Regions from separate parts of the Mus musculus genome. Here region 1 is linked to region 2. A link is a loop called in an ENCODE intact Hi-C map of the cell type or tissue named here. Cell type or tissue: heart. All regions are shown on one strand. Each heading gives the region's core, and the rest is flanking DNA. Links, peaks and the distances in the headings are about the cores only.

The links. Peaks named below come from ENCODE experiments on the same cell type or tissue, not always from the same donor. Only the 100,000 strongest peaks of a DNase experiment are listed, where the experiment ranks them.
Region 1: a loop joins it to region 2, with 2.0 times the contacts of the local background. A loop is called at or near these places in 4 of 42 quality-filtered maps.

The regions. Positions count from the first base shown.
Region 1 is chr8:84,055,308-84,071,368 of GRCm38, reverse strand. It overlaps Rfx1 (regulatory factor X, 1 (influences HLA class II expression)), which reads right to left and starts at 4,533. Exons shown (of 21, transcript NM_009055.4): 1 at 4,321-4,533. In heart, for the core only: no CTCF peak of the experiment used is centred there; DNase peaks (open chromatin) are centred at 4,018, 4,668, 6,950, 7,348 and 1 weaker place; H3K4me3 peaks cover 2,920 bases; H3K27ac peaks cover 2,947 bases.
Region 2 is chr8:84,139,938-84,155,998 of GRCm38, reverse strand. Cc2d1a (coiled-coil and C2 domain containing 1A) reads left to right here and starts at 8,082. Exons shown (of 29, transcript NM_145970.2): 1 at 8,082-8,352; 2 at 9,550-9,685; 3 at 11,778-11,890; 4 at 11,976-12,041; 5 at 12,257-12,391; 6 at 12,490-12,712; 7 at 14,800-14,918; 8 at 15,164-15,236; 9 at 15,322-15,393; 10 at 15,485-15,615; 11 at 15,686-15,758. The coding sequence starts at 8,293. It overlaps 4930432K21Rik (RIKEN cDNA 4930432K21 gene), which reads right to left and starts at 7,961. Exons shown (of 9, transcript NM_029045.2): 1 at 7,601-7,961; 2 at 7,114-7,161. The coding sequence starts at 7,141. It also overlaps a transcript of Podnl1 not described here. In heart, for the core only: no CTCF peak of the experiment used is centred there; DNase peaks (open chromatin) are centred at 8,048 and 9,480; H3K4me3 peaks cover 1,709 bases; H3K27ac peaks cover 1,447 bases.

The sequences.
Region 1 (16,061 bases), core at 1,338-9,337, 81 kb after region 2:
TGGACATTGAGAGGTGTTATTACCATCCATTCACAACTACACATGCCCTGCATAGGCAGCCCCTGGGGAGATGTCTTAACAGAGCTCAGCATTTGTAGTGTCCCCAAATATATTTTAGCTAGTCCCTCACAGTACCCTCCCAGAAGTCCAAGACTACCTAACCTAGCCCAGGCTACCTCAGGGCTAGATGGCTCTCAGGCAGGAAAGGGTTCCTGGGTACCTTCTCAGCCATCCCTCCTACACGAGCCAGGTTAAGCTGAGGCTCTCGGGGTGGGGGTGGGGGGATGAATCATACATGTAGATGGGGCATGAATGCTTCCATGCACTTGAGCATAAGACCCTTGGTTCATGGAAGGCAGTACAAGAAAATTGGAACCTGCCTGGGTGCTCTGTCAAGGAGCTGCTGAACCAACCGCTAACACACCAAGGTCTGTGAAGCCAACTGCTAGTTTCCCATGAATGCTTGAACCTATTCCCAGAGCTGAGTGTAACTATGTTTGCTTCTGTGGACAGACTGTATCTGTTGGCTCCCAGCTGACTCTGCCAACGCAGTGACAGAGCAACAGTTGAGCAGGTGTTGCAGACTTGGGGCAAGAAAACCAACTCCATACAGATTTCAATGCTATGACTGTTCACAGGACATGGCATTTATAAAATATTCATGTTATAAAATGTTCTTTTGATCTTTTCCAATCATCCCAACTGTCAAAGTCATGCCTAGCTCCCTTTCATACACAGACAGCATGGCTGGAAGTGCAGGGCAGTACAGACCAGCCCGGCCTAGTCAGGTGAGGTTGTATCCTATCACAAGACATAGGCAGCAGGCTGCAGCTGGCAGACATGCCACAGATGTGAGATTCAGGTGTTACAGGAGAGGGAGAGAAAAGGTACCCAGGGCATCTGTAGGACAGTTTTGGTAATGGGTCTGAAGGGAAGTGGGGAGTCCAGTGGACTAGTGCGCCCTGCCCTTGGCCTCTACTGACTCATTTCTCAGTCGTTCTCATGCCTATTCTGGGCTGGCTACTTCTCCTTTAGGCATCCTTGCTTCTCCATCTTCCCATGGCCTCTGTCCTCAGGGATACGTCCAGAGCCTGCAGGATCTCTTGAGCACCTGGACTGTGTCACGTCTCATCAGAGAACATACAACACTCACAATCCTTCTCATGACTGTGGGGCCTTCAGGACTGTCCCTCCAGACCCCATGGGTCTCTGGCTCTCAATGTTTTAGCCACTCTGGCTCTCAGTCTAATAAGACTCTATTCCCTCCTGTCTTGGGGCCTGTGCACCTTCTTTTCCCTACTGCCTAGCATTTTCTTCTAACCCTGTGCCCAGCCTAGCTCCTTAACATTCAGGCCACTTCCCCTGGTCACCATGTGCCCCTCCCCCATGCATTCTGAAGCCACTCTTTAATGTTCTTGCCACTGTGTAGCCCTGCCTTTATTCCTTAACAGTTTCTCTTCCCTGCTGAACTAGAAAGGCAAGCTCCAGAGAGGCACCCTTTATTCCCAGCTCCTAGGATGACGGCTCCTAGGATGAAGGGCATACACTGAAAGTTCACCACCACCCCTTCCTTTTTGGCAGTGGTAGGAATGGCACGCTGGGTCTTACACACACTAGACAAGTGTTCTCCATTGAACCCAAGCCCCCGGGCACTCAGCTCTCTCTGTGCACTGGGCATAGGTATGCAGCTGAATGAAGACAGTACTAGCGACTATGGAAGGAAGCCCAGTGGGAATGCTCTGACGACTGAGACTCCAGAGGAGGCTGCAGCCAGGTGCTGGCTGACCCTGGGGCACTGTCATCCCTGCACAACAGGACCCACACATAAGAGACCCTCTCTAGTTCAGGGCTGTCAAGGAAGAAGGTGAGTCCTGGTTCCAGAATTCCCCTTCCCACCTTCTCCATAGCTCTGCCTCAGACCTACAGAGCTGGCAGCTGAGTCAAGACCTCTTCCCAGACAGCACTTTTCTTTCTGGCTACTCCCAGGAACAAAGGTCACTCAGGGGCAAGCAGATCGGGCAACACTTCTCCACAGAAAGTACAACTCTATGTCTGGCTTGGTGACACAGACCTGTCATCCTAGCTACTTAGGAATCCAAAGAAGCTCACAAGTTTAAGGCCTCCCTGGACAACTTAGCAGGGCCATGTCTCAAAATAAAAAGTAAAGGGGCCACTAAGGTAACTTAGCATGGAAAAGGTACCTGCTACTAAGTAAACACGTTCAGACCCATGGACTGAATGCTGGAAGGACAGAGCCGACCCCCACTAGCTGTCCCCCGCTCCACAAGAATGCTGTGCGACCCACGTGTGCTCATGTAGACACAGACACATGAAATAAGGAAATAAATGTAGATGCTTTACATGTAAAAGGTATACTGAGGGCTGGGTGAATAGCTCAGAGCAGAGCCTGTGCTTAGTCTGGGGGCGTCTTAGGTTCAATTCCCGGAAAACAAGAGAGCTGAACTCCTTACTAGAGCTTCCTCCTGTCAGCTCACAGCAACAGGCGTCTCTCTCTGACAAAATGATAAAACAACACCAACAGCTAATTCCGACGACTGGACAGGAAGTGACCGTCATCTTAACGGCAGCTGACATCACTTGAACACCACTGTGTATTTGATGTTTAGTATGTGACATATTTTGGGAGATACACACAGTAACGTGAAGTTAAAACGATTTGTGTCTCTAGATGAGAGCATATGGACACCCCCCCTCCCCCAGTGACTGGATTCACTCAAGAACACACAGGTAGAATTATAAAAAGCTCAGGCAGTGCCAATCTTCCCCAGCCAAATGACCCTTCTGAGCCCTTCAACTGTGACAATTACTGGAAAGGACGAGGCCAAAGCAGTCACAGAATCAATGCCATCACTTTCTGCTCCAAGGTCGGCCTTCCCTGATAGGAGGTGAAGGCTTTTTTTAAAAAGCAACCTAGCTAACTCCAGCCAGCATCTTCCTCAAAGTTAATCCTCATAGCCTTGAACTTGAAGACCCTTTGACGGGTGTAGGAAAAGTCCCTACAACTGGGAGTCCTTGTTTCCTTGCTTAATTTCCAATGGAAAAGTCGACCCCCTTAAGAGGGCTGCAGTGTATGCCAGTGCCAAGTGCAACGACCTGGCTGCCCATGCAGCCAATAAGAACTGCCATGGCTGATGGAGTTCTGGGACACCCCCTACACACCCCCTACACACACACACACACACACACACACACACACACACACACACAACACACGAAGGTCCTGCACTAACAAATGTCTCTCCTTGCCTCTGATGCTATACCGGCTCCTGGCGCGTGGGACCTGTACCACCTTATGACATGTGACCCTCTTGATACTGGCCTGACTGACTGACTGGCCAAGAGATGTGGCTTGAGGAATCTAAGACAGCTCCACTGGCTTGCTGTTTCCACAGGTGACCACCTTAATAGCTACGGAGAAACCCCCAATCACCAGAAACAAGTGCCCGATACCGGCACCAACCTAGGGATGAGACAGCACACCAGAGAACAATTTGGGATCCTCTACATCTCTGGCCAAAGATCACATCTCTCCAGGAGGAGATTCAACTTCTGACAACTAAATCCCCCAAATTAAAGCCAATCTTATTGAAACTTGGCCATCTCTTCACATCCTCTGGGGTTTAAGAGTGAGGGTCACTTTGCAATCAACACAAACAAGTTATCAAGTCTCATTGATAAACAGTAGACCGGTGTGGTGTAAGATTCAAGGGTGAACCCTAGGGAAATTCTTTGGAGGAATTTTAGAGTTAACTATACAGAAGGAGATGGCCACAATTCTTCCCATTTTATAGAAAGAAAAACAAAGGTCCGAGATGGAATAGTTGCACATCCGGGTTCTAATTCTCAGGCAGGTATGCACCCCAAGCTGCTGCTCCTCATCCGGAACACCCGGACAGTCCCAGTGTCGGCGGCCGCACCCGACTCTGAGGGCGGAGAAACGCCAGGCCCCGCCCACCTCCCAGTCTCGCCCCGCCTCCGCGCGCTGTCATTGGTCCAGCCTCCGCAGACCCGCCTCCCCGCACCTCCCGACACATAAAAGCGCCCCCCGCCCCAGCCGCCCGACCTCCACTCGCCCGCGGCCTGCGAGCACCCGCCCCTCGCGGGGGCCGGGCTGCGGGTCCGGGGGCGGGTGGTGTCGCCCCGGCCGAACCCCGGCCCCCTCCCCCACAGTCCCGACACTCGCCGCCGCCATTTTGACCGCCCGCCCCTTCCCTCAGGACTGTACTCAAGCGACAGGCGCTGCGCGGGCCCGGCCGCCCGCCCCGGCGCGCCCAGCTTGCCGGGCGCTGCCCCGGTTACCTCGGCTTCTCCGCACTTGTGTCCGCGGAAGGCTTTGAGGAGGTGCGTGGGCGCTGTGCAGAGGGGACCGAGCGCGCCGGGGTCCCCAGGCCGGGCCGGGGGCGTGGGGGTGGGGGGCGGCCGCAGTTGTTGTTGTTGACTGGCGTTGCTGGGTTGCTTGGTCGCCACGACTACCGTGGCTATGGCGCCTCCGTTTCCCTCACCGGGGCAACTGTTGCTACCCACCCTACTACGTCACACGCCAGGGCGGACCTCCAGGGCAGCGATTGGACGGCGCTGGGCGCTTCCAGCATGCTATTGGCTACCATCCACGCTTTTCAGTACCCTCTCGACTTCACCGAGCTCCGATTCCTCAGTTCGGACGTCCGTCAGAGAAAGCTAAACCCTAAAAGGCAAGCGAAGCCCGTCACTCGCGCGAGGAAGCAGCCCTGAGAATTACAAGGGGGTGGGATGCCGCTCCAAAGTCGGCTCTCTGGTTGGACTAACGAGAGATCAATCTCGTCCAAAAGTTTGTCGCGCTCTCTTGCACAGGTCCACGGGGCGTCGGGAGTTGTAGTTCGGTCCTACGTACCGATGAAAACCTCAAGACTTCCTCCTTGCTGGGCCACTCTCTTGCCTCTGGCGCTCATGTCCCCCAAGGAACGCAGCGACTCTGTGCTGCCCTTCTGTGACGTCAGCGGCGGAGGCCGAACTCGGAATTCGTTGACTTCACAGGCGCGTTCTCTTGGTCCAAGAGGGTTGAGAGAAATCGGCTGGTACGATTCTAGTCGGAGCCCCGGAAAGGTCACAGCCTGGCCGCGCCGCTATCTCGGCCACTCAGGCAGTGAAAAGGTCTCTGGCCAGCAGACATTTAATGAGAAGACGATAAGCAAAGGTCAGCGGCGTTTATCCCCAGTGCTCCCCGCCGCTCCGGGCCTCAGTTTCCCCAAGAGATAGGTCAGTTGCAGCCGGAGAAGGTGAAACAGAAATAGCTCCGAAGGGAGTGAGTGCTTCGAGCTCAGAAATTAATCATCAAGATAATATTCTAAAGCAGTTTTTTAAAATATCAATTAATGGGAAAAAGAAGACGCACGGAGAACCAAATGTCAAACAAATGCAGTCATTCTGCTGGCACCTAGGTTAGGGGAAAGTGGCTCTGTGTTCAAATATTTTTGTTTATTGAGTCAGGATTCTTTTCTAAATGAGATTCTAACTGCTTTTTCCACTAGGGAATATAAATAACTGTGAGAGAGATGATGAATATGTTAATTAGTTCCTTTATAGTAACCACTTTCGCTTTACCAATTGATTAATAGCCTATTGTCTACTTAAAAAATGTACAAAAATGTCCAAGATGGGTAGAGTGGCCATGTAGACACAGCTGCTTTGCAGGCTGAGGCAGATAGATTGCTTAGAACTGAGCTATAGAGCAAGTCCCAGCTCAAAACGATGTTTTTTGTTTTTTGGGTTTTTTTTTTTTTTGGTTTTGTTTTTTGGGTTTTTTTGAGACAAAGTTTTAGAGGCAGGGCTGGCTCCAAACCACCTCTGAAGTTGATGGTGACCACCTCCTAGCACTAGAGATTACAGGGGTGTACCACCACACCTTAAGTTTTGCCACCCCAAAACCTATAGAGTTGGGGATGGAGAAAGGCTCAAAGCTTGGAGCCTTCATTCCAGCTCTGCTGTGTTATATGGACAAAGTGACTCCACCTTTCTGAGCCCAATCCCCATACTTCTCATATGCAAAGTCCAGAATTATACATGTAGAAACAGACAAGTGTCTACCTTTGTCTTACCTATAATGTCAGAACCTCAATAAACAGAGTCATGCTTTAGACAGGCCCTGTAGTTGCTCTAACTGGAAAAGAGAGAAGGGAGAAAGAGGCTTCTGTGACCATTATTTTCTGAGGAGAGCCCCTCAAAATGTGGGGCGTGGGGCATGCACCACAAAACCTAGTAGAAGGAAGGCCTGGACCACTCTGCAGTCCAAGGCAGGAAGATGGAACATTTGAGGCCAGCCTATGTGAGAGCTGTTGTTAACATAAAAGTAAGAGGAAGGGGTCGAGAATAATCTCAAATAGTTAAGATCACTAGTTTCCAGAATCTACAAGGCAATTTGGGCTCACAACCACCTGTAACTCCAGTTTCAGGGAATCTGACACCCTCTTCTGGCTTCTGAGGACACCAGACACAGACATGTTGCACAGATATACATGCAGGCAAAATACCAGTACACGTAAAAAAAAATGTAATTGTTCTTAACATGCTTTTAAAAGTTTAAAAAAAAAGTGAGAACATATGTAGCTCACCAACAGAACACCTGCCTGAAGTCTACCATACAGGCTCTATCTGTGGCCCAGCTGTAGGATAGTCTCAGAATACCCCACTGAGGGGTTGGACATGTAGAAGGCATAATTGAGACCAGAAGTTCCATCTCCATACCACAAAACAAGATGAGACAGGGAATTGCAAAAATAAAAGAGGATGCCCACATCTGGTGGATGCACCTGGTTACCGGGCAATTCTACAGAGATGCAACATCCCAAGCAACTAAAGCATTCTCCCTGGTGACAGGTGAACACATACATGGTGGCTCCAAGGAATAGGGTTGCCCCACCTGCACCTGGAGATGCAGCACCCAGCTGTGTCCCTGGTCAGGCTTCCCATGTCACAAGTGTGAGCTTCAGCAGAAGGAAACACAGCTGTTCCCAGTCCCAAGAACCCACAAGCACTGAAAGACATCCAGGCCAGAGGGCACAGAAGCACACCTCAGCTGGCAGGGGAGCTTCACTCGTACCCCACTGCCACTTCTGTGAAGACTTGAGTTTCCAGATTACAGGAAGAATGCTTGTGCGAAGGGACCTAGAAGACTTGGTTGTACTTCCCATCATTCCCCAGCTCCCAGAAGACCCTGAACTCTGAAACAGGCAGAATCGAGGCCAGAAAGAATTTCTTCAACTGAAAAAGGAAGTTCATAGTGGTTTTCTGGTGACACACCCGGCCAGAACATGGGCCTGGTTCGAGCCTCTCGCCCACACAGCTGGTGCACCAGTTCACAGGAAGTGGAGGGGGTGGGGACACAAATTAGAGAGTGACAAGAAGGCATTGGTCTGGAGCTTGACTCGGTGGTAGAGAGCTTGCCTGGCATGCTCAAGGCCTGGATTTATCTCCAACATGAAAAAAAGGGATGTGAGGGAAGTCTCAGTGGATAAATCCCTTGCCTTGTGAATAAGCGGATCTGAATGTGATGTCAGTCCCGGAAAAGTGAAGAGCGGAGGGTTCTTAAGGCTTGATGGCCAGCTCACCGAGTCATTGAGCTCCATGCCACTGAGAAGCATGCGTGGGGACTGACAGCCAGTGGTGCCCTCTGCCCTCCATTTGAACACACACATACTCCTGCGCCTGAACGCTGTTGGGTAGCAGATTACAACCTTGCATCTTGGAAGAAAGTTTTTTTAAAGCACAGGATGGATGTTAAAAGAGAGATTAATCAATAAAGTGTTCTAGCCTGACATGGTGGTACATACCTTTAATCCCAGCACTCAAGAAGCAGAGAGACAGGCAGATCTCTTATATTTTCAATTCAAGGCCAGCCTGATCTACATGAGGAGTTCCAGGATAGTGAGACCCTGTCTATATTTGGGTTATCTAGAGAATATATATATATATAATGGGATTTCTTAGAATGCCTTACAGGCTGTGGTCCAACTAGACCAACAATGTTTGTCAGCCAATGAAAGGTCTAAGAGGCCAGGTATGGTGGCACACACCTTTTTTAATCCCAGCACTCGGGAGGCAGAGGCAGGCAGATTTCTGAGTTCGAGGACAGCCTGGTCTACAAAGTGAGTTCCAGGACAGCCAGGGCTATACAGAGAAACACTCTCAAAAAACAAGACAAAACAAAACAAAACAAAAAAGGTCTAAGAATCCAGTAGTTGTTGGTCTCAGTTGGTCTTCAGTAAACATTAGATTCCTGAAGAAGTAGGCTCTAATGCCAGTGAAGGAATGGATTTGACAGTGAACAAGAGCAAGCAGGTGAAGAATGAGAGCTTCCTTCTTCTACATCCTTTATATAAGCAGCCATCAGAAGCTGTGTGCAGTGGTGAATTAGTTAAACCACTTTGGCTCCTAGTGGGTTGCTCTTCCAGCCACCAGTCAGGGCCCTCTGGATTAGAGAATGAAAGTCATAGACACACAGGCTAATTTTGATATATGCCTTGACTGGCCAATGGCTGGGCATTTCTAATCCTCCCCATAGCTAACAAAACAACCCCCCTCCAGTATTCCTGAGTTAATATCTTTTAAAGTCTATATTTCATCTCTGCTAGTCCAGACCCAACTGGGAAGTGGCCTCTAGGGCCACTTTCCTGGATTCTTACATGCTGTCAACCTTTAAGTTTTATCTTTTCTGCTATTCTCTGCTCTCTCTCCTGGCCCCTCTAAAAGTCATGCCTCCATCTTTCTGCCCAGCCATTGGCTGTATGACAATTCTTTATTATCATTAGAAGCCAGCTGGGGGCAGAGACCCTCAGGCCTGGAAGCTCAGCTTTTTGGGAGCCGAAATAAGAACTAAAGCAAAGCAATAGAACCAAACCCCAACAGCTGTGGCCCAGATGAAAGGTCGATCTTTTGACCTCAAAAAATCTGGATTTATATTTATACCTCAGAGTATTGGATTAAAAGTGATCTTCCCAGCCAGGTGTGATGCTGCACACCTTTAATGAGCACTCGAAGCCAGAGATAGGCCTAGTCTATAAAAAGAGTTCTGGGAAAGCCAGAGCAAATAGAGACACCTTGGGGTTTGTTTGTCTGTTTTGTTTTTGTTTTTTAAAGTGGGAAGTCACTTAAAGTGATTTAATTAGGAAAAAAAAAAGTTCCTCACAGGTGTACTCAGTCACTTGGGTTTTAGTCGATTAAAGATGTAGCCAAGTTGGCAACCAAGAGTAACCATCAGGCTGACTCTAAAAATGTGTAACAATGAAAGGTTTTTTTAAATGAAAGAAAAGAAACTGTTTTAAGAGAAAGTAAAACATTTATTTCATCTTTGTGAAAGTAAGCAACTCAAGGGCTTCAGGAAGTCCCTGAAACTGATCAGATTCTCTAGGTTCTTCCTTCCCCAAACTTATATAAGTAGTAAGGACAGCTAAGAGATAATCTCAGACTAAAGGAGGGGCTAGGAAGATGCTCAGCAGTTAAGAGCATTTTCTGCTCTTACAAAAGACATGGTTTTGGTACCTAGCACCTACATGGCAGCTTACCGAACACCTGTAACTCCAGTTCCAGGGCTTCTCATGGCCTCTTCTGAATTCCAGGAGCTCCTGCAACCCACACAGTGCATATACATGCACCCAGGCACACACAAAACTAGGAAATTAAAGACCATGAGCTAGGCATGGTGACGCATACCTTTAATCCCTGCACTTGGGATTCAGAGGCAAGAGGATCTCTGGGTTCCAGGCCAGCCTAGTCTACATAGTGAGCTCCAGGACAGCCAGGGCTATATAGAGAAGCCCTGTCTTTTTTTTTTTTGGGGGGGGGGGGGGAGGGTTGGGTTTTTGGAGACAGGGTTTCTCTGTGTAGCCCTGGATGTCCTGGAACTCAGTCTGTAGACCAGGCTGGACTTGAACTCAGAATTCTGTCTGCCTCTGCCTCCCAAGTGCTGGGATTAAAGGTGTGCGCCACCACTGCCCTGCAGAGAAGCCCTGTCTTAAGAAAAACAAACAACAACAAAAAAAAAACTAAGCCACCTGAAAGAAGCAGAGAGAAGCCCAGGTGCCTGGAAACGATGCTCTCCCACCTGCTGCACTTCCTACAGACTACAGAATGCTTCAAGTTCCCAGTGTTGTGATCTGTAATTCATGCTGGGGTGGACATTTCTTTTCTTTTCTTTTCTTTTCTTTTCTTTTCTTTTCTTTTCTTTTCTTTTCTTTTCTTTTCTTTTCTTTTCTTTTCTTTTCTTTTTTTTTTTTTTTTTTTTTTGAGACAGGGTTACTCTGTAGCCCTGGCTGTCATGGAACTCACTCTGTAGACTAGGCTGGCCTCAAACTCAGAAATCTGCCTGCCTCTGCCTCCCAAGTACTGAGATTAAAGGCGTGTGCCACCACTGCTCGGCTGGGGTGGGCATTTCATGATGCAACTGTCTCTTGAGTTATTTCTGCTTCTGTGAGTAACCTTACTCCTTTGAGTAACCCCAATAAAACTCGATTTACAAAGTTGGATGTTGGTGGCATCCTTATTTTGGTCTGTCACCTGTTCCTTATCTGGAGGGAGTATATATTTCTTGTTATCCCCAAAGAAATGGTGTCACACAATACACACATGCATGAACTCACACATGGAAACATAAAGAAGAAAAGAGGAGAAACGGCAGCAACAAATAAACCCAGAGTGTTGGGTGATATAGTAGACAAAATTTTAATCTTCACTCAAGTGGGAACTCCTCGAACAGCTAACAGCATTGCTGATGTTTCATGGGAAACCCTTTTTCAAGGCGGGGTGCTATCCTGATACACATATGTGGAGCCCTGCCTACCTCCAGCCCACCTCAGTTGTGACAGGCAAAGATTCCCATAGACATCTTTGCTCAATACCTGAGATGGGAAGATTATAACCAGTGTAAAGCCACTGCCCAAAGAAGATAGAACAACTGGAAGGTTGAGCTTGGGTGCCCTGGCCAAGACAGATAAGCTCCTCTCTCCTCTGGCCTTGGCTTTCTTTGTAGCTTTGCTAAAGTGACACTCTCAGTCCAATAGCCTCAGCCTCTCAAGTGCTGCATTCACATGCTTGCTAGGGATAGAACCAAAGCCTGGTGCAGGGCACCTTCACTCTATGCTTTTACTGTGTAAGCTAGAACTTTCTTCTTGGGAGAATTAGGACAAGGATAGTCCTACTCCAGTGTTTACACACACGAAGTTTTGTGCCAATTAAAGATGCTTTGAATTTTTAAAAAAGATTTGTTTTTATATATATATTTTTAGATTTATTTATTTATTTATTTATTTATTTATTTATTTATTTATTTATTTATTTATTTATTTATTGTATGTAAGTACACTGTAGCTGTCCAGATATTCCAGAAGAGGGCATCAGATCTCATTATGGATGGTTGTGAGCCACCATGTGGTTGCTGGGATTTGAACTCAGGACCTTCAGAAGAGCAGTCGGTGCTCTTAACCACTGAGCCATCTTGCCAGACCAAGATTGAGTTTTTTGTATGTATGTCTACGTATCATGTTTATGCTTCCTGCCTGTAGAGGCCAAGAGAGACTAACAGATCTCCTAGAAATGGAGTTATAGACAACTGTGAGCCACTAAGTGCTCTTAACTGCTAAGCCATCTCTCCAGTCATCAGAAAGGGTGTTTCATAAGGCAGGAGGCTGGGAACAATTTAGGTTCGCCCATTCTAGTCACCCATTCCTGAGAGACTAGAAAGATGAAATAATGGTTGGAAGTACAGCTGAGTGGTATGCACTTACCTAGCGTATATAGCATCCTAGGTTCAGCACAGAAAGAAAATAATCCAAACAGGAATAGAGAGATAGCTCATCGGTAAAGAGCATGTCTTGCTCCTCTGGAAGGCCAGGGTTTAGTTCCCAGGACCTACACACACCACCTGTGAAGCCAGCTCTAGGGATCAGATGCCCTCTCCTGGACTCTGTGGGCACCTGCACTCATGAGCACACAACCATATGCATGATTAACAATAATAGAAGTAAGTCTTTAAAAACAAACAGCAACAAAACCCACAGACAGCTGGCAGTATAATCATTGGGTAGGAGAGAAATGGCTTAGTAGTTAAGAGCACTTACTTGCTCTAGCAAAAAGACCCATGGTGACCTGTGACTCCAGCTCCAGAGGATCCAGCACCCTCTTCAGGCCTTCTATTATATGCACATGGTAGTCACTCGCACCCACACATACATAAACACTACACACAACATTTAAGAGTGAGCTCACTTTTGGGCTGGTGAGATGGCTCAGTGGGTAAGAGCACCCGACTGCTCTTCTGAAGGTCCGAAGTTCAAATCCCAGCAACCACATGGTGGCTCACAACCATCCGTAATGAGATCTGACTCCCTCTTCTGGAGGGTCTGAAGACAGCTACAGTGTACTTACATGTAATAAATAAATAAATAAATCTTTAAAAAAAAAAAAAGAGTGAGCTCACTTTTAGAGTAAGATGTTCTTGGGTCAATAAATAAAAAGACACAGAACAAAAGGCTGGCTGTGGGGCACATGTTAATCTTAACACTCAGGAGGATGAGTCGGGCAGATCTCTCTGAATTTGTAGCCTTGGCTGTCCTGGAAAACTATTTCTGTAGACCAGGCTGGCCTTGAACTCAGAAATCCAGCTGCCTTTGCCTCCTAGGACTAAAGGCATGTACTGGTTCTAAATAGACTCTTTCAGAAAGAAAGAAAGAAAGAAAGAAAGAAAGAAAGAAAGAAAGAAAGAAAGAAAGAAAGAAGAAAGAAAGAAAGAAAGAAAGAAAGAAAGAAAGAAAGAGAGAGAAGAAGAGGAGGAAGAGGAGGAGGAGGGGGAGGAGGAGGAGGAAGAGAGAGAGAAGCCACCAGGATGATACAATGGAAGCCTGTCCACTGCCTTGTGTACCACCTGAAGCGGGAGCCACTGTGATATGCAAATATGTGGTGGAGAGATGGGAAAGAGCAAAATGGTTTAAGCACTGTGAAGAGGGGCAAAACTGGAGAGGAACAGCCTGATGTGAGTAGCCTGCACTGCCACTTGAGGCCATGGTGAAGTCTAGGCTTGGGCTGCCACTGAAGGCCATGTCTGGGTCTATAGCTATGTGGTGGTAGGAGTCTGTGCTGATGTCAATGGCCTATGTCACCACTAATGGCCATGCAGATATCCCTGATCTGGATTTCCAAATGGGACTTTGTTAATATCCAAGGGTTGTGCAGAGCTGGCTCTGCCTCTCACTGGCCGGGGCACTCAGGAGAGCTGGCCCTGCACTGTGCCTGGGCAGCACAGTAAAACTGACCCTCATGGTGAGGTCACAAGAGCCAGAAAGCCAGCCCACACCTTGCTGGCTAAGACAGTGGGTGAGGCACAGTGCTGAGGAGCTCATCCTATTGGTATTGGTGTGGAAGAGCTGGTGGGCTGACCAACTCAGCTACCTCCCAGGCCCAGATCCAGGGTTTTGAGTTGGCCCACCCCAACATCTACCTCATCCATGAACTACTAGAGCATGTGAAAGGGCCAGTCCTGAAGATCCAAAGCTGCAGGATCTCCAAGACACAGGGCAGCAACAACACCCAAGAGAGTCAGGCTAAACATCCAGACCAGTGACTCATCACAATGAACATTTTCAAAATGTGTGGACAGAGGAGGACACTGTGGGACGCACTGGGATACTACAGCTTCCATGACAAGATTTTTGTTTTGTTTTATATCTTAAAATTTATTTTTGTAATTTTTGTTTTCTTCTGGGGAATTGCAAGAGAAGAGGGCAGTTATGAAAGGGTGGGGAGTTGAGTGGGTTTGGGGTATATGATGTGAAATTCACAAATAGTAAAAAGTAAAACAGGAGAAGAAGAGGGAGAAGAAGAGGAGGAGGAGGAGGAGGAGGAGGAGGAGGAGGAGGAGGAGAAAGAGGAGGCGGTGGCAGCAGCAGGAGCGGAAGCAATGGGTTAAAGTTGCTGCCAAGCTTGTCACCCTAAATTCAATCCCTGTGGCAGGTGTGTGCCCATAAATACACATACACAAATAATAAATGTAACAAACATTCCTTTATCTTGGAGAGTGGGTTCAAACATGCTTCAGCACATGTGTGGAGATCAGAGATCAATTTGTAGGAATCAGTTTTCTTCTTCCACCATATGGGTCCAGGGAATTGAATTCAGGGAGTCAGGCTTGGCAGAGAGCCCCCTCACCCACTGAGCCAACTCCTCAGCCCCATGTGAATGTTTTTAAAGAGGAAACATGAAGACCACTAGGCAGAATCCCGAGCTCCTGGTGCAAGCTACAAAGTAGCATGTGACTGAGCCTCCTGGACAGGAAAAGCCTGTAGACCTTAACAAGATGCAACTGTGTTCCCTGCGGTTTATAAAGAGGCAGCTGGACGCCACTGAAATTGAGACAAAGAAACCGATTGACATTGATGTTCCCTGTTATACAGCCCTAGGCCAGGCTGGAACTCACAATTTTGCCTTAGGCTTCTAGACTACTCTGTGACAGACATGTGTGCTTTTACACTTGGTCTAGAAAGGAAATCAAAACCCATCTCCCCATGTGCAGATGAGTCAGGAAGTTGGCTGGCTCTTGGTACACTGGGGTTCACAAAGACTGGGCTAGAGGTGTGGCTAAGGTGTATGGTGCTGGTCTTACACGACGCCAAATGTTCTAGTGCCAGCATCTCAAAAATCAGGTCTAATGAAGAGTCCTGAATTCCAGCACTGTCGAGGTGGAGAAAGGAAGATTCGGAGTTTAAGACCATCTTTGGCTGTATAATGAATCTGAGGCCAGCCTGGGCTACGTGAGGCCGAAGTAGGGGATGTAAACCAGACAGTCTTTCTGGGTGATAATTCATCACAGAAGGCAGAGCATTTTTGTTAATTATATAATGAGGCGCAAGACTGAGATACAGGCTGGTTCCTAAAACGAACATCACAGACTTCAGGATCAAACAATAATTGGGGCTGGGGATGAGTTGGCTCACTGGTAGAGCTCCTGGGATCATGGCTAAGAGGTAGAGCCCTGCATAGCACTCATGAGAGCCTGGGTTGCATCCAGTCACTGTGAATGTGTCTGCATATAGACATAAGATATTCCAGGGATAAGATCTGGCCATAAAAACTTAATGACTAGGTTGGAGAGATGGCTCAGCTGTTAAAAGCACTGACTGCTCTTCCAGAGGTCCTGAGTTCAATTCCCAGCAACGACATAGTGGCTCAGAACCATCTGTAATGGGATCTGATGCCCTCTTCTAAAGACAGTGACAGAGTATTCATATAAATAAATAAATAAATAAAATACTTCTTTAAAAAAAAGCAAAATTTAATGACTGAGATTCGGGCTGGTATGGCTGTCACTGTAGTTGTCACACAACTACATGGAGCTGAGGGAGGAGCTGAGGAGTTTGGAATAGGCATGGACGGTATAGTGAGACTCTGTCTCCAGAGTAGGTAATTTCTGAAAGCACTGCACTGCTATCAGCACCTTAGAGGAGGGTTTACGAAGAAAAGGACTAGTTAGAGTAAAACCCAACAGAAGACTAGGGAGGGGCTTTGATGGGTAAAGGGCTTGCTATGCAAGCATGAGACTTGGTCCCCAGAACCTATGGAAACACCAGTAGGCATGGCAGCCATCTGGAATGCCAGTACTCAGGGACTGGAGACCAGGTCACCAGAGCAAGCTGCCTAACAAGACTAGCAGCAATACTGGTGAGCTCTGGATTCAATGAGAGATCCTAAGTCAATAAGTAAGGTAAAGAACAATTGTGGAAGACCCCTGAGGTCAACCTGGAGACTTAAATGCATGCACACACACATGTTTATCACATGCATGATGCCTCCACGTGTGCATACAAACCGCATACAAACTTCACACATGTAGTAGAAATGCACACATATGTATAGTTCCATAACTCCTGCACTGTTAGGTCTTGTGCGCGTCCGACTCGCCAGCAAGAACGACGCTGCAACAGGATCCTTCTGCACACGTTTATTGGGAGAGCGTGATTTCAGAGGCGAAGAGACCCCAAGCCCAGAATGGGTGCTGCTTATATAGGCCTAGGAGAGGCGTG
Region 2 (16,061 bases), core at 4,469-12,468:
GTTGCCAGGCTCTCCTCCCACAGGTGCTTGCTCTAAACAGCACTGTGGCCCAGGACATTCTACAGATGTTTATGCTTCTGCCTCTCACTCTGCCACAAAAGGCATAAATAAATAGCTTTGCTTGGTTGGTTGCCTGAGATTGATCCCAAACACCAGCTTGCTTGGCTGTTTCAATGGACATATGTACCAAAAATAAAAGGCAAAGCATCAACAGCTGTGAACAGTGCTTTGTACGATCAGTCTTCCACAGGACTGACTCAAATCGAATGAGGTAGAACCTCATGTTCCACACTAAAAACTGGAGATGCAGGACGCAAAGGGCCTGTTTTCACCACATGCCAGAACCTTCTTCCTACTTGTCTACCCCATATAGGGGAACACAGAAAAAGGTCTCTAGGGATGTGCAGTCCAAAGCCAAGAGAGGTAACCTGCCATGGTCCTCATGCTATGGTCCCAGCTGTTTTCGGTTTTCTCCTCGAAGTCAGAGAAATCCCTGTGCCTCCAAGTGGCATGGGCACTCTACACAAAACAAGTATGAGCTGTTGATCACTTTTGTCTCACTGAGGGAAGAATGAGTACAATTTGGCTACACAGAGAAACCCTGTCTCAAAAAAAAAAAAAGAAAAAAAAAGAATGAGTACAATTCTCATGTCCGGGGTGGTGACATCCTCCCTCATGACCAATGTTGATGATATACCTTTAATGCCACCAGAGGTAGGCAAGGCCAGCACAATCTGCATATTGAGCACCAGCAAGCTACACAGTAAGAGCTTGTCTCAGAAATAAATAAATAAATAGTTCAGCCATCCCCAAGGAAAGACAGTGTTTTTAAGCCTTAGTAACCGGGAAGCTGCAGTACCTCATGTAACACAAATCCTCTTCTAGACTGGACCACATCGTCATCGTCATCGTCATCGTCATCGTCATCATCATCATCATCCAGACAAACCAAACAACCCACAAAAGCATAGGGTGAGGAGCTAGAGCATTCCTGCTCTTTTCCAGGAGGGGCCTGGGTTGGGTTTCCAGCACCCATGACAGCTGCCTATAATTCCAATTCCAAGGGATTTTTTTCTCCTCTTTTGGTGTGTGCATGCTTTAAGTTTTTGGTTTTTACCTGGGAAGTTTTTTGTTGTTGTTGTTGTTTTTCTTTTGGGGGAGTGTGGCAATGACAGGCACTTATGTAGCTAAACTGGCCAGAAACTCACTATGTAGCTGAGGGTGATCTTGAACTTCTGACCCTTCTGCCTCCAGGTCCCCAGTGCGGAGATTACAGCTGTCCACTACCCCTCCTGGTTTATGTGGTACTGGAGATAGAACACAGAGCTCCACATATGTTACACAAGTATTCTACCAACTGAGCTGGGTTTACTATTATTTTCAAGTGGAGAAAAAGTTTTATTTTGTTTTGTTTTTTAAATTACTTGATACCAGGGCCTTTCTTACATATACCAGACAAATGTTTCACCACTCAGCTACACTCCGGGGTTCTCAAGGAAGAAGTTTTACATTGTCAGCAGGCAAAGCCCTCTGTGATATACTGGGAACTAAAAAACAGAACTGAAACTGGGTGGTGGTGGTGCAGGCCTTTGATCCCAGTACTCAGGAGGCAGAGGCAGGCAGATCTCTGTGAGTTCTAAGCCAGCCTGGTCTACAGTGCAAGTTCCAGGATAGCCAGGGCTACACAGTGAAACAGTATTAAAAACCAACCAAACAACAACAAACCAGAATTGGTAAGTCAGCATGTGTACTATGAGGTGGTTGTATTCAGTAAAACACAGGGGTTAGGGAGATGGCTGTCTGAAAAGTGGCTGTCATGCAAATATAAGGACTTGAGTTTGGATCCCCAGTAAAAGCCAAGCTAATCATGTATCATTTATATGTCTATAACCCCAGTTTTCAGAGGTGGAATGGAGATGAAAACAGCTGTACTGAATTGAGGAACTTCAGGTTCAGTGAAAGACCCTGTCTCAAAAGTAACGTGGAGAGCTATGGAGAAAAACATCTGATGCCACCATCTGGCCTCAATGCATACCCACTAAGACATCCACCTCTCTCTCTCTCTCTCTCTCTCTCACTCACTCACACACACATACACACACACACACACACACCTCTCTCTCTCTCTCTCTCTGTGTGTGTGTGTGTGTGTGTATGTGTGTGTGAGTGAGTGAGAGAGAGAGAGAGAACAAACAGGAGAACCTTTCTAGGATTTGAGTGTGAAAAGTTTTCTGTAGCTATAGGTTCCTCATTTACAGGTTTAACCAACCACACAGATGGAGAGAAAAAAATGCACCTATATTAACCATGTAGAGACATTTCCTGACCACCTCCCTAAGTAATATAGCGATTTACATATCATTTATATCCTGCTCAGTACTCTTAGTCATCCAGGGATTGAGTCTACTGGTACTTGCTATGCAAACACTCCAGAAAGCATTGTGGATCCTGTTAAGAGTAGGAGTCCTGAGTGAGACCAGCTGTACACAGCAGAGGATTAAAGTAGTAGTAATAAAGTTGGTTTCCTGTCCTTAATAGTTTTACCACTGCCCTTATATTCCATTAGATATTAACACTGGGGAAGCTAGAGAAGAGAAGATAGGATTCCTCAAACTATTTCTGAGACTTATGAGTAACCCCCAAATTACTTCAAAATGAAGTTTGGCTTTTTTCAACTATGTGATCTAGGCTAGCCTCAAATTGCTCAGACTCCCAAGTGCTGCCAGCATAACTGACAGGACAGTTTTTTAAGTCTAAAAGAACAAGGTGCTTGAGCATTCTGCAGCTGAGCCATGCCCCCAGCACTACAAACAAGTGAGTGCTGCTGGACTGTCCAGTCAGAATTCTCATGCACAGCTATTCTCACGGGAACACTGGGCTGGGACACTGTGTTATAAGGGCTGTCTTGGGAACTGTACATTTGGAGCGGTGGCCCTGGCTGCTACTTACTAGTCACAGCATCTTCCCTCATAGCCTTCCCCAATATGAAAATAAAAATATCTACGACCATCACCCACAAAGGAGCTAGCTAGATTCCCCCTCCCAGGCAAACAGGAGCCAAGATACTAAGGTGGCTTGCTTGCATGTCCCAGGCCTGGGCCCATCCCTGGCACTTAAGAAACAAAAAGCTTAATTAGTAAATAAATGTAGTCATTTTATTTTATGCTGGGTGGTGGTGCACGCCTTTAATCCGAGCACTCAGGAGGCAGAAGCTGGCAGATCTTTGTGAGTTTGAGGCCAGCTTGATTTACAGAGTGAGTTCCAGGATAGCTAAGGCTACACAGAGAAACCCTGTCTCAAAAAAATTACATTTATTTATATGTATATCAGGGAGGCATATGTGAGAGTCAGTTCTGTTGTTTTACCATGTGGGTCCTGGGGCACTTTGACCCATTGAATTATCACAATTTAAGTTTTTTAAAAAAAAATGTTGTGGTGGTTTGAATGAGAATAACTGCCGTTGGCTCATCTATTTGAATGCTTGGTCCCTATTGACAGAACTGTTTGGAGAAGGATTAGGAGGTGTATCCTTTTTGGAGGTTTCAGAAGCCCACAGTCAGGCCTAGTCTCTGGTGACTCTGTCTGTCTGTCTGTCTGTCTGTCTGTCTCTCTCCTCCCCTTCCCCTCTTTCCTGCCACCTGCCCTGGGCCTGCTGCCTATGGATAAGATGTAAGCTCTCAGCAACTGCTTCTATGCCACGATGCCTGACTGTTGCTGTGCTCCCCACCGTGAGGGCCATGGACTCACTCTTTGAAACTGTAAGCAAGCCCCCAGTTACATGCTTCCTAAGTTGCTTTGGTCATGGTGACTCCTCACAGCGATAGAACAGTAACTAAGACAGATTCTTTCTCCACTCACCTAGAGCTTGTCAAGTAAGCTAGGCTGGCTGACCATCAAGTTCCAAGGGTCTACCGGTCTCTGCCACTCCACCACAATGCTGAGATTACAAGCATGTGTCACCACACCTAGCTTTTACATGAGCTGTGGGGAATGAACTCATGTCTTCATGGTCACAAGGTTATTTTATTAACTGAGCAATCCCTCACTCCTTATAAAATGACTTTTATTTTATTGTTTGACTTAAAATGTTAACATTTTATATTCTGTCATGTTATGGCACTTAGTTATGGTGAATTCATTTACTTTTTAAAAATATGTAGCCAAAAAAAAAACAAAAAACAAAAACAAAAACAGCCGGGCGTGGTGGCGCACGCCTTTAATCCCAGCACTTGGGAGACAGAGGCAGGCGGATTTCTGAGTTCGAGGCCAGCCTGGTCTACAGAGTGAGTTCCAGGACAGCCAGGGCTACACAGAGAAACCCTGTCTCAAAAAACCAAAATAAAATAGAATATGTGACTGACTACTCACTCTAATAGAAGACACAAGAAAGGGTATGCCCTCTCAAAATCCCCACGTCCGGGCATCAAGGTCCCACTGGACCTTTGCTAAAACAGCTGGTGTGAGAAATGGTGACCTCTCATGGGAGGGGGGAAAAGAGAAAGAGCCTGGGCTCCCTAATCTCAGAATGCAGGGACAGGAACAGAGATGGTGTGTAAGTTCAGGGACCTGGTCGGGGAGGGGCTGGCAATGGGAAAACCAAGAAATGGCAGACTCCAAGTTTTTAGTTTTATGGGGGAAAAAATGCATCTTTCTCCCATAACCACATACAATATCATCACCAAACAAAATCTTGGGTACACAAATTTTATCCAGATATACGCACATGTGATAAGTAGCTTAGGATATAAGGAACCAGGAGCATCCCCTTCCACATGATAAGGACACAGATGGAGTGACATAGTGGTTGTGTGGTGGCACTTTGGGCAGATGGGTCCCACAGACAGTAGTGGATTTTTTTTTTTTTTTTTATTTAGGTAGGGCAAGGTCAACAGGTCGTGAGAGGGCTACCCTTGGAGACACTCTGTCAGTCATAGTTCACATGGGCAGGGAGCTACAGTGGCACCCATGAACATACCGGGGTCAGTCAGAAGACAGACCAAGGGGTACCTTTATCTGGCTTTCTGCTAGGGGTAAATCAGAGTGGTAGAGCACTTGTCTCAGAGCATGAGGCCCTGGCTTCTCCCCAGCACTGCAGAACATAAAATAAACCAAGCTAGGTGCATTCGCTATCACTCACTTACTTAACTGGGAACTGAGGTACAGACTTATCCACAATTACAGTGAACAGAGACCAACTAATCACATTTTTGGATCTAGATCAGAAATAGTAACATACCAGATGATCTGGCATTAGCCTTCTGCAGGAATCATTTCTGCCTGAAACCTAAAGTGGGGAAAACTTCTTGGTCTCCTAGCCTTGGGATCAGAGGCTCGGGGAAACACTAGAAAGTTCTTTTTTTTTTTTTTTTAAATGATAAGCCTTCTCCATAATTTCTATTATTCTTACTAGCCTGTACTAAAGTTTCACTATCTTTGAAGGTGCTTAAGGCTGTCATATTAGTGCTCTGATGAGAAGCAGCTATTAAGAAGTGCTATGGAGGGGTAAGGGGGTGGGGAAAGAAGTGCTATGGAGACGGGTTTGGTGGTGGTATTGTGGTCTCAGCTACTTAGACAGCTAAGGTAGGAGAGTCACCCGAGCCCAAGAAGAATGCAGGGTCAGTCTGAGCAAGAGAGCGTATGGGAGGGAGTACATGTGTACAGGCCAGAACACGATGCCTGGTGTCCTTCTTCAGGAGCCTTCCACCTTGGGGAGTGTGTGTGTGTGTGTGTGTGTGTGTGTGTGTGTGTGTTCACCTGCATGTGTATGCCAGTGCTCTTGCCTGAGCATAGGTGAACATGTGGAGTCAGAGGTCAATATTAGGCATCTTTCTTCATCTGTATCTTCTAAAACAATTTTATTTGTCTTTGAGAGACGATCTCTCACTGAACCTGGAGGTTCCTGTTGTGTTTAGACTAGCTGTCTCCACTTCCCATCTCTAGTGCTGGGGCACAGACATGCACCACCATACCCAGCTTTTATGTGTTAGGAGTCCAAACTTGAGTTCTCTTTTTCACACAGCAAGCACCAAACTCACCCAGCCATCTCCCCAGCCCCGTCCTTGTTTTATGGGGGTCTCTCACTGACCTGGAACTTGCCAAGTAGGCTGTACTTGTTCACCTGCAAGTCATTGGGATTACAAACAAGGGCCAACCATGCCTGGCTTTTTAAACACAGTTCTGGCCACTGGGGTCAAGTCCTCATGCTTATTTGGAAAGCACTTTACTGAGTCACCTCTGCAGCCCCATACTGAGATTCCATTTACAAAGCATCAGAACACCTGGGCTTGGTGCCGCAGGCCTATCATCCCAACACTTGGAAAGCTGAGACAGGAAGATCATAAGCTCAAAGCCAGCCTGGGCTACATGATGTCTTAGTTAGGATTTCTATTGTTGGAATAAAAACTATAAAAACCATAAAACTATGAACAAAAGCAAGTCAAGGGAGAAAGGGTTTATTCCACTTACACTTTTATATCATAGTCCATCACCAGAGAAAGTCAGGAGAGGAACCTCAGGAACTCACAAAGGATATGAAGGAATGCTGTTTACGGGCTTTTGCTCACAGCTAACTGCTTTCTTATGTAATTTAGGACTACCTGCCTCCAGGCAGCACACCCACGAGCTGGACCCACCTACATCAATCATTAATCAAGAAAACACACTACACTCTTGGCTACAGGCAAATCTTTTGGAGGCATTTTCCCAATTGAGAGTCCCTTTTCCCAAATGACTTGGGTCAAACTGACATAAAACTAGTCGGCCCACATGGCAAGAATCCCCTCCTCCATCTCAAAAACATCATAAAAAGTTTAAAAAGGTCACCTTGGGTCTGAGATGTAGTTTCATGGTAGAGTGTTTTATCATGCAGGAAGCTCCATGTTCCATTCCTAGTACCTCAAATAAATATTTTAAAAGCCGATTTGAGGCCAGGTTGTGGTGAATCATACTTTTAATCCCAGCACTCTGGAAGCAGAGGCAGGTTTGTCTCTGAGTTTGAGGCCTGATCTACAGAGTTAGTTCTAGGACAGACAGCCAGGGATATACATAAACTCTGCCTGGAAATAAATTAAAAATAAAAATAAAATAAAAAGCCAATTTGAATAAACCAAATACCTGAGTTCCGCTGTTTCTTCTTATTCATTTTATCTTTCCCTGAGAAATCTGAAAACAACAAACAAACTCTCCAGCTGTTGCCAGCACTGTATGTCCCCATCTGTACCCTGTCTCCCTCCTCCACTGGGCCCATCTGGCAGCCTGATGAGGGGAGTCAGCTGGTCTTCAGCAGGACACTGGGTGGGGCGACAGGTCATAGCCACCTTGGACCATGGCCAGGTAGCCATTCACACCCTTTCCCTGTGTGAAGGAACGATCTCGTCCTCTTCACGGTATCTGCTGGAGTCTCTGGGTTGGAGACAACTACGTTTCTCCCCCACCCACACCCAAAGCTTAATTATCTGGGACATGGGGTACTTGGAAGCTTCAGAGAGGTCTCTGGAGACCCACCAAAGTCACACAAGACTTTAGGAGGGCTACCCCGCGTCAGGAGTGGCTTCCGGCCAATGTCTTCAGACTGTGGGACCCATGGCAAGCCAGAACCAACCTGGGCCACAGCAGTAATGGAAGTTGCTCTGTCCTTAGTCGGGACGAGGTCAACCTGGATCTGATGGGGAATAGGTCGCCTAGGTCACTGGCGTAACGTTCTGAGAAAATACCCACATAGGCAGTCACGGGGACCGCGTGGCAAACTGGCGGTGGGAGACAGGAAGGCCTGAGGCCTGACACTGTGGACTCGGCTCCTGAAGACCTGCGCCACAGACGGGAGAGCAGGAGCATCCACACCCACACCCACACCCGCACCCACTCCACCACAAAGCCTAACAGAACGATGTGCGGCGGTGTGGAGCCACAGACGTCACACTGCCGCGCCCTCACACCTGCAGCTCTCTCTCTTTTTCCCGCCCGTGAGGCCACGCCCCACGCACGCGTAGTACCGACTACACACCTTACGCATGCTCCGCCTTCTCTCTGCCCTACTTTATGCTAGGCGCATGCGCCTCCACGCTCTGACTGCCGGGAATTGTAGTTTAACTAGAGAGCCCACGAATCCAGCCGCCGCGCTCCTGAAGGCCAAGGCGGAAGCTGGGCGGCCCAAACTCGAGAATCCCGGGGGGCCGGGCGCGGAGGAGGGACTCAGGGCTCAGGAACAGCGCGAGCTCTGAGACTCGACTTCGGTGAAGAGGCAAGGCAAGGCAAAGGTGCAGGGGCTGGTAGTCCGGGCTTCGAGCCTGGAAGATGCACAAGAGGAATGGACCCCAGGCACCCCCGGGCCGAGGTGCTGTCACTGCCCGCCAGGTGAGTGTGTGCCCCTCTACCCACCGAGGGGTACCTGCCCACCCTTCCTCAGAGTCTCTCTCCACCCTTCCTCACACTCGCGGGGAGTGCCCCACCCCCAGAAAAGCCTGATCCTCGCCACCAGGTGAACCCTGGTCTCCGCCCCGCCCCCGAGGTGAGGTGTATGGCCTACTGGGTTGGGCCATCCAGCTTCTAGCTTCACACCCCAGATTCAGGGAACACCTGTTGCTGCAGCACTTCCAACCGGGAAGGGAAAGCAATCAGACCGGCTTTTCAGGCCTTTGCATTAACTGGGTCAGGCCACACTCTACACCCATTGTACAGATGAGGACACTAAGGATAAGGGAGGCGCAGAGATCTATCTAGTCAAGGTCACAAGGATGAAGCACCTGGCCAGACAGAAATGTCAGTCCAGAGGTGTACAGGAAAACCTACAAGACTGTGGCCCAGAGCCATACTCCCAGATTCAGGGCCTGTGGGAGTTTGATTTGTCCCATCTTTGAACCAGGGATCCCAGGGCTCTGTGCTCAGGTTCCCCCTGACCTAGGTACATTTGACTGAATGTATTTGTAGTTTGGAGCCTCAGTTTTTCCACCTGTGGAATGGAAGCCTAGAAGAGTCCTTAAAGGGCAGTTATAAAGACTTACTGAGACTATTTATGGAAAAATGCTAGAACAGAGGGAGTGTGGCCGCTGGATTCTTGGGCTCTCTGTGACTAATGGCTTCACTCAATAGGTGAAGCCATGCATAACTGCTAAGATTTGGCCAATTTGGACCTATAGAAAGGGTAATTTCATGTAACTCATCATATTTTGTTGGTCACTAGCCAAAGCAGAAGGGCAGGTCTATAAAAAAGACCCAGTTCTTCAACTTTGCCCCCACTGTTGTCATAGTCATCGTGGCTTTTATTTATTTATTTTTCTCCTTGCCATGCTGGGATGGAACCCAGCTTTGCACATACTAGGGTTAGGGTTAGCACTTTAATGATGAGTGCACCTTCCAGTCCCACACTGGTGCGTTCTCTGCTGCTGGGGAGCCATGTGCATAAAGAACGTTATTGTATGAGGGTGTCTTCCTCAGCCTCCTGGTCTCTCCAAGAAATGGCTTCCTCGTAGAGATTTGGTTCCAGCATCCCGACGGGTCTCTGGGCCTGAGCGGTCTATGGAAGGTCTAACTGGAGCCCGGTTGCTCCCGTAGCTTGGTCTGCTGGTTGACTTCTCCCCAGACGGCCTGATGATCCCCGAGGATGGGATTAATGAGGAGGAGCTGGAGGCTGAATTCCTGGCTTTGGTGGGGGGTCAGCCCCAGGCCCTAGAGAAACTGAAAGGCCAAGGTAAGAAAGATGCTCAACATATTCTTTGGGACTTCTGCTGTGGGCAGTACTTGGAGCTAGGCACTGGGATGGACATGGGGCAGGAAAACAGGAGCCCTACCTTCCTAGAGTCTAGGTTCTGGGTGATCCTGTCAGGGTCAGCTGTGGGTGGAACTGGGTCTTTTCCAATCTGTTTCCTGCCATGTTTTTCTTCTTTGTTGAGAATTTGGTGTGTGTGTGTGTGAGAGAGAAAGAGAGACATGTGTGCAGACACACATGGAAGCCAGCAAACTATGTCAGATTCCCCAGAGCTGAAGTTACAAGTAGTTGTGAGCCACCCCATGTGAGTGCTGAGACCCAAGCTCAGGTCCTCTGCAGGAGCAGGATGTAGTCTTAACTATAAAGCCATCTTCCCAGCTCCTCATAGTTTTCAGTTTATGTGCGTGGTTTCACTATTCACAGTGGCTCTAAGCAAAGTATTGATTGGTGTTTCAATGCATAGATGGTAAGTGTGTGCCTTTGGAAAGTAGCATGTGTGTTAGTTGGTGGCACGCAGGTGGGAGCCACAGGTCCCTTGGTCACCAGTTCATTGTGCATACAGTTCATAAACACAGTAAATCTTAAGATGGAAGCACACAGAAGGCAAGGTTGTAGGTTATTAGTTAATAAAACCCTGACCAGAGGACCAGCAAGATGGCTCAGTGGGCAAGGAAGCTTGTCCCGAGCCTGACAACTCCGGGTTTGATCCCTGAGGTTCAGTCCATGAGACCTGCGTGGTGGAAGGAGAGAACTGACCCTTGAAAGATGTCCTCTGACCTCTACACATGTGCTGTAGCACACGAATGTGCATCCATGCATGTGCACACGTACAAATCCTAAGTAAATGAGAAACACAGCCTTAGTTGTAGTTCCCATTATTTGACAATTCAACCCTATATTTATTTTTTGTTTGTTTGTTTTCGTTTGTTTTTCAAGATAGGGTTTCTCTGTGTAGCCCTGGCTGTCCTGGAACTCACTCTGTAGACCAGGCTGGCTTTGAACTCAGAAATTCGCCTGCCTCTGCTTCCCAAGTGCTGGGATTAAAGGCATGTGCCACCACGGTCCGGCGACAATTCAGCCCTTGTAGAACTTTACAGGATACCATTTCCTTAAAGACATGCACTGTGCCAACAAGATGCCATGGATACCGCCCCCTCTTGCTTCATGCTTTTATTTTGTTTTCATCTACCCACATCCATGGTGGGGGTAATTAAATGGTGAACTTCCAGAATCATCGATAAGCCAAATTGCACAATGTTCTGAGTGCCAGGATAACATCTCCTACCCTCTACAGCATGAGTCATCTTCCTGGCCAGTGTCTCCATGCTGTGTCTGCACACTGGAGTCCTGCTACTTACTGAGGTTGTCTAGCTTATCTGATGAAGCTTTACCATAGCCTTGATTTTACTTGGTTATAGCCCCAGGCACAAGAGTGAGGATGCAAAGAAGGCGATGGGGCGCAAGCCTGAGGAGGAAGGTGCTGTTATCTGTGGACGAGGCAGGGACAGCTGCATGCTTTGCTGCTCCAAGAATTTAATTCACTTTTAGTCCCCACAGTCTGCCTGGGAGGCACTGTTAAGTTACCCCTATCCTGAAGCCAAGGAGCTGAAGTAACTTGCTCAAGGTCATACAGTGAGAATGTTGCAGAGCTGAGGTTCCAACTCGGGGTGTCTGGCAGCGTAGCTGAGATAAGGAAGAAATGAGTGTTTGGAGGGGGTTGGCAGATGGTGGATGGAAGATGGCATCAGGCTAAAAGGGCTTCAGGACAGTGGGTGCCACAGTGCTCAGGGAAGGGGATGTGCTCTCCTTTTTTTGGTTGTTGTTTTTCAAGACAGGGTTTCTCTGTGTAGCCCTGGCTGTCCTGGAACTCACATTTTAGACCAGGCTGGCCTCAAACTCAGAGATCTGCCTGCCTCTGCCTCTCGAGTGCTGGGATTAAAGGCGTGCGCCACCACTGCCCGGCGGGATCTGCTCTCTTGCTCACTGTGCTCTTCTCTGGGGCCCCGAATATGCAGATGGGTGGGTAGAGCTCCGGGATGATCCTGCTCTAGCTAGGGCTTCTTTCTGCCTCCAGGTCCCCTGCCAATGGAAGCCATTGAGAAGATGGCCCGGCTCTGCATGAGAGACCTGGATGAGGACGAGGAGGGGACAGACGAGGATGATGTGGAGGCTGATGAGGACCTGCTGGTGAGCACAGGGCAGGACAGGCTGTGTCATCCCACTGCCCTGTCCAGCAGCCTCGACTTCCTACCCTGGTCATGTATCCCTGCAGGCAGAGCTAAATGAGGTCCTTGGAGAAGAACAGAAGGCTGTGGAGCCCCTGATGCCTGTGGCCCAGGTATACCTCCCATAAGTCACTCGTATACACACAACCAGAGTTCAAAGCCCACCTTTCCCCCGTTCTACACATGACACGTTACCTCTGGACTGTGATGGCTCTGTCATTTGGGGTAGCAAAGATTGGTTCAAGGGAAATACATGTTCATGCTCTGAAGGGTTGGCTAGGGTGGCCTAAGTGGGGTCAACACCCAGATTGTACCCCCAACCCTGTAGCCGAAGCCTTCAGGCCCCAATCCAGGAGTAGAGGCCACGCTGCAGGAGAGGCTAACCCTCTACCAGTCTGCACTGGAGAGTGCCAGGCAAGCTGGGGACAGTGCCAAGATGCGACGCTATGACCGGGGGCTCAAGGTGAGCAGGAAAAGGGCAGGGTGCTAGGGTCCTGCCTGGACCCGGGAGCACTGAGCACAGCACCCTTGATCTCAGACTCATGCCACATCCTGTTTCAGACGCTGGAAAACCTGCTGGTCTCTGCAAAGAAGGGCAACATCATCAATGAAGCAGACATTCCACCACCTGTGGCATCGGGGAAGGGAGCAGCAGCTGGGCACAGCCACACCCAAGCTACTTCCCAGTTGGCTTCTGTAAGCCCGCCAGCCCCAGAGTCCAGCGGCACCTTGGAGGCCCCATCTACCACTACACCCACCTCTGCTAAGCCCCAGCTACCCCCAGGTAAATGGTAGGAAGGGCCAGGGTGATACAGGGTCTCTTCAGAGACCTTAAAATGTGGGCTGTACATGCAACGGAATACTATTTAGCCATAAAAAGGAATTAATTTCTTTTTTAGCATGTGCTCTAACATAAGAACCACAAGAACATGATGCGGTTTTTGGTTTGTTTTTGTTTTGTGAGACAAGGTTTCTCTGTGTAGCCCAGATTGTCCTGGAACTTACTCTGTAGACCAGGCTGGCCTCAAACTCACAGAGCTCCACCTGCCTCTGCCTCTTGAGTGCTGGGATTAAAGGCGTGCACCCCCATGCCCGGCTGGTTTTGCTTCTTGTTTTTATGAGGACATGATGTTCAGTGAAGAAGCTATAAAAGATAGAGACACTAACTCGAGTCTTAGGAGGGTCCCCGGGCTGTCAGATCCGTGAGGACAGGAAGCAGACTGGCTGGTGGCCTGCTGGGCCGGTGATGGGAGGTGAGCCTTCAATAGAGGTGGTGTTTTAATCTGGGGAAATAAGTTACAAATGGTGAGAGAGGACGTGTATAATGCCGCTGAACTGTGCACGTAGGTGGTTAATAGAGCCAGGAGGAGTGACACACTTAACAATACTCGGGAGGCAGACACAGGCAGATAGATCATAGAGTCTGAGACAGCCTGGTCTACAGAGTGAGTTCCAGGACAACCAACCTCGTCTCAAAAGAGAAAAAGAGAAAGAAAAAGTAGTTAACAGCTAGGGACGTGGCTCAGCAGGAAAGTTCCTGCTCCATAAGCGAGAGGATATGAGTTCAGATCCCAGCACTTATGTAAAAAACTGGCACAGTGGAGTATAACTGAACTCCAAGTTCAAAAAAAAGCAGCTGAGGCAGACACTTGATGCTGGCCTCTGGCCTCTTCAGGTGCACACATCCACACCTCTAACAACACACACACACACACACACACACACACACGAAACCGTGGTTCCAGCAAATCAGGCGCCGGCCCGCACACATCAGTCCAGCTCTCGAGGCCCTGATACAGGAGAACCATAATCTGGAGGGCAGCCTGTGCTCCACAGGAGGACCTGCCTCTGAAAGAGAAAAGGAAGTAGGCAAAGTGGATGAAGTCACAGCCACAGGAGCCTGACACCTCAGATCATCCCTGAGGCCCAGGAAAGGTGGACGGAGAGTCAGCTGCACAGAATCACCGTGTGGCCTCCACATGCACAGTACTAATAAAAGAATTGTTTAAACCTTTCCTGAGACAGGGTCTCACTCTGCAGCCCTGGCTGTCCTAGATCTCACTGTGTAGACCACACTGTGGTCTGGCTGTGCACTCATAGAGATCTCCCTGCCTCTGTTTGCCTCTGAGCACTAAGGTTAAAGATGTGTCCCACCGTCTCCACCCAACATAAAACGACAGAAAAAGAAAAGAAAAGCAATGCTAAGTAAGTTTTATGTGTTTTGCTGTAAATTACAAAGTAAGAAGCAGGGTTAGGCATGAAGGCACATGTCTTTAATCTCAGTACTTAGAAGGCAGAACACTTTGAGTTTCAAGGCCAGCCTGGTCTACAATCATGTCTCTCAAAAAAAGAAATATGGCGCCCGAGAGCTGGTGAGCGGTTAGGAGTACTGGCTGCTCTTTCAGAGGACACAGGTTTGATGTCCAGTACTCAGGTCAGGTTCAAAACCATCTGTATTAATCCCAGCACTCGGGAGGCAGAGGCAGGCGGATTTCTGAGTTCGAGGCCAGCCTGGTCTACAAAGTGAGTTCCAGGACAGCCAGAGCTCTACAGAGAAACCCTGTCTCGAAAAGACCAAAAAAAAAAAAAAAAAAAAAAAGATGGAAACTGACAGATTAAATGGGAACAAGTCCTCACTAGGCTTTCAAGAATCCAGTGTGGGGGGGGGGGGGAGACATTGTAGCTTCCCCAAACCTCCATGCCCAGAACAAATGTCCCTCATGCTACTGGACAGCTGAGTGAGCTTGGCAGAGAGCATGCCTTTGAGCCTCAGCTTTCCATCTGTAAAATGGACTCAAATTGTGAGACTCAAATAGACAGTTTGTGTAGTGAGCTTAGCCCAGGCTTCTTGTGTGGTGTTCTTCTTTCTAGATCCCTGCAGCCCCCTAGCCCGGTTGCAGAGCCTCCAGCACGAGTACAAACTGGCTGCCCTTCGTGCCAAGCATCAGGATGACACTGCTACAGCCACCAGACACTTGAGAATAGCTAAGGTGGGTCTCAGCTCACAGACAGGGCCAGCTGTCAGAGGGAGCCAGAGGCCAAGTACAGGCTCCCGTCCTAGCTCCTCTAGAGAATCAGCTGTTCCTGTTAGAGCTTCAGCTGCCATCCTCTGCCAGCTAGCAGTGTCCCAGTATGGTAGCCCCAGGGAGGGGACAGTCCTCTGCCATAGGGCAGAGTATAGAACACCCCCTGGGGACCCAGGAGCCCCCTCTACCCATCTCATTCTTTCTCACAGAGCTTTGACCCTGTCTTGGAGGCCCTGAGCCGTGGGGAACTGGTGGACCTGTCCCGCCTGCCCCCTCCCCCTGGTGAGGACCTTATCCCATGCCCTTTCTACTCCTACTGCCTACGATAACCAAGCAAGCCCCTCACTGAGTTGTATTCCGTCTCCAGACCAGCTGTCCCCAGAGCCCCCCTTGCCAGCTGCCCAACCTTTGACCTCTGCCTCAACACTCACCAGGCCAGGTAGGCTGGTGAGGTTCTTTGAAGTGGGCAGACTGGGCCAGTCTCCCATTTCCCTCACCCCTTAACCTGTTTCCCACCTCTTCTGGCCCAGAGGTTCCCCAACCCCCGAGGAACCTCCTGGAGGCTCTGGAACAGCGAATGGAGCGGTACCATGTGGCTGCAGCCCAGGCCAAGGCCAAGGGTGACCAGCGGAAGGCACGCATGCATGAACGAATTGTCAAGGTGTGTAGGGGTCCAGATGAATGCTCTCAGGAGCTCTCTCAGGGTCCCCTAACACCTCTGTGCCCTGCAGCAATACCAAGACGCCATTCGTGCCCACAAGGCAGGCCGAGCTGTGGATGTGGCGGAGCTGCCAGTGCCCCCAGGTAGGCTGTACCTCTAGGTAGGCCCCACCACAAGTATGTTTCCCCAGGTAAGGTCTGTGCTAGGGCAAGCTCCCCACCCCCTGCTCCTGCCTCTGGGCCTTTTGCTGATCTTGTTCCCGCTTACGGCTCTTCATGCAGCCATAACTATGCACTCAGGAACTTTGTAGACGTCTTAACCAGACTGGAGTGTGTCTTGACAGCACTGTTTGCGTCAGGGATACTGGAAAGTTCTTAGTCAGGAGGTAGTTTGGAGCTAGTTCTGTCTCCGACTGTCCCCCTCCCTCCCTCCTCCATTCTGTTCAC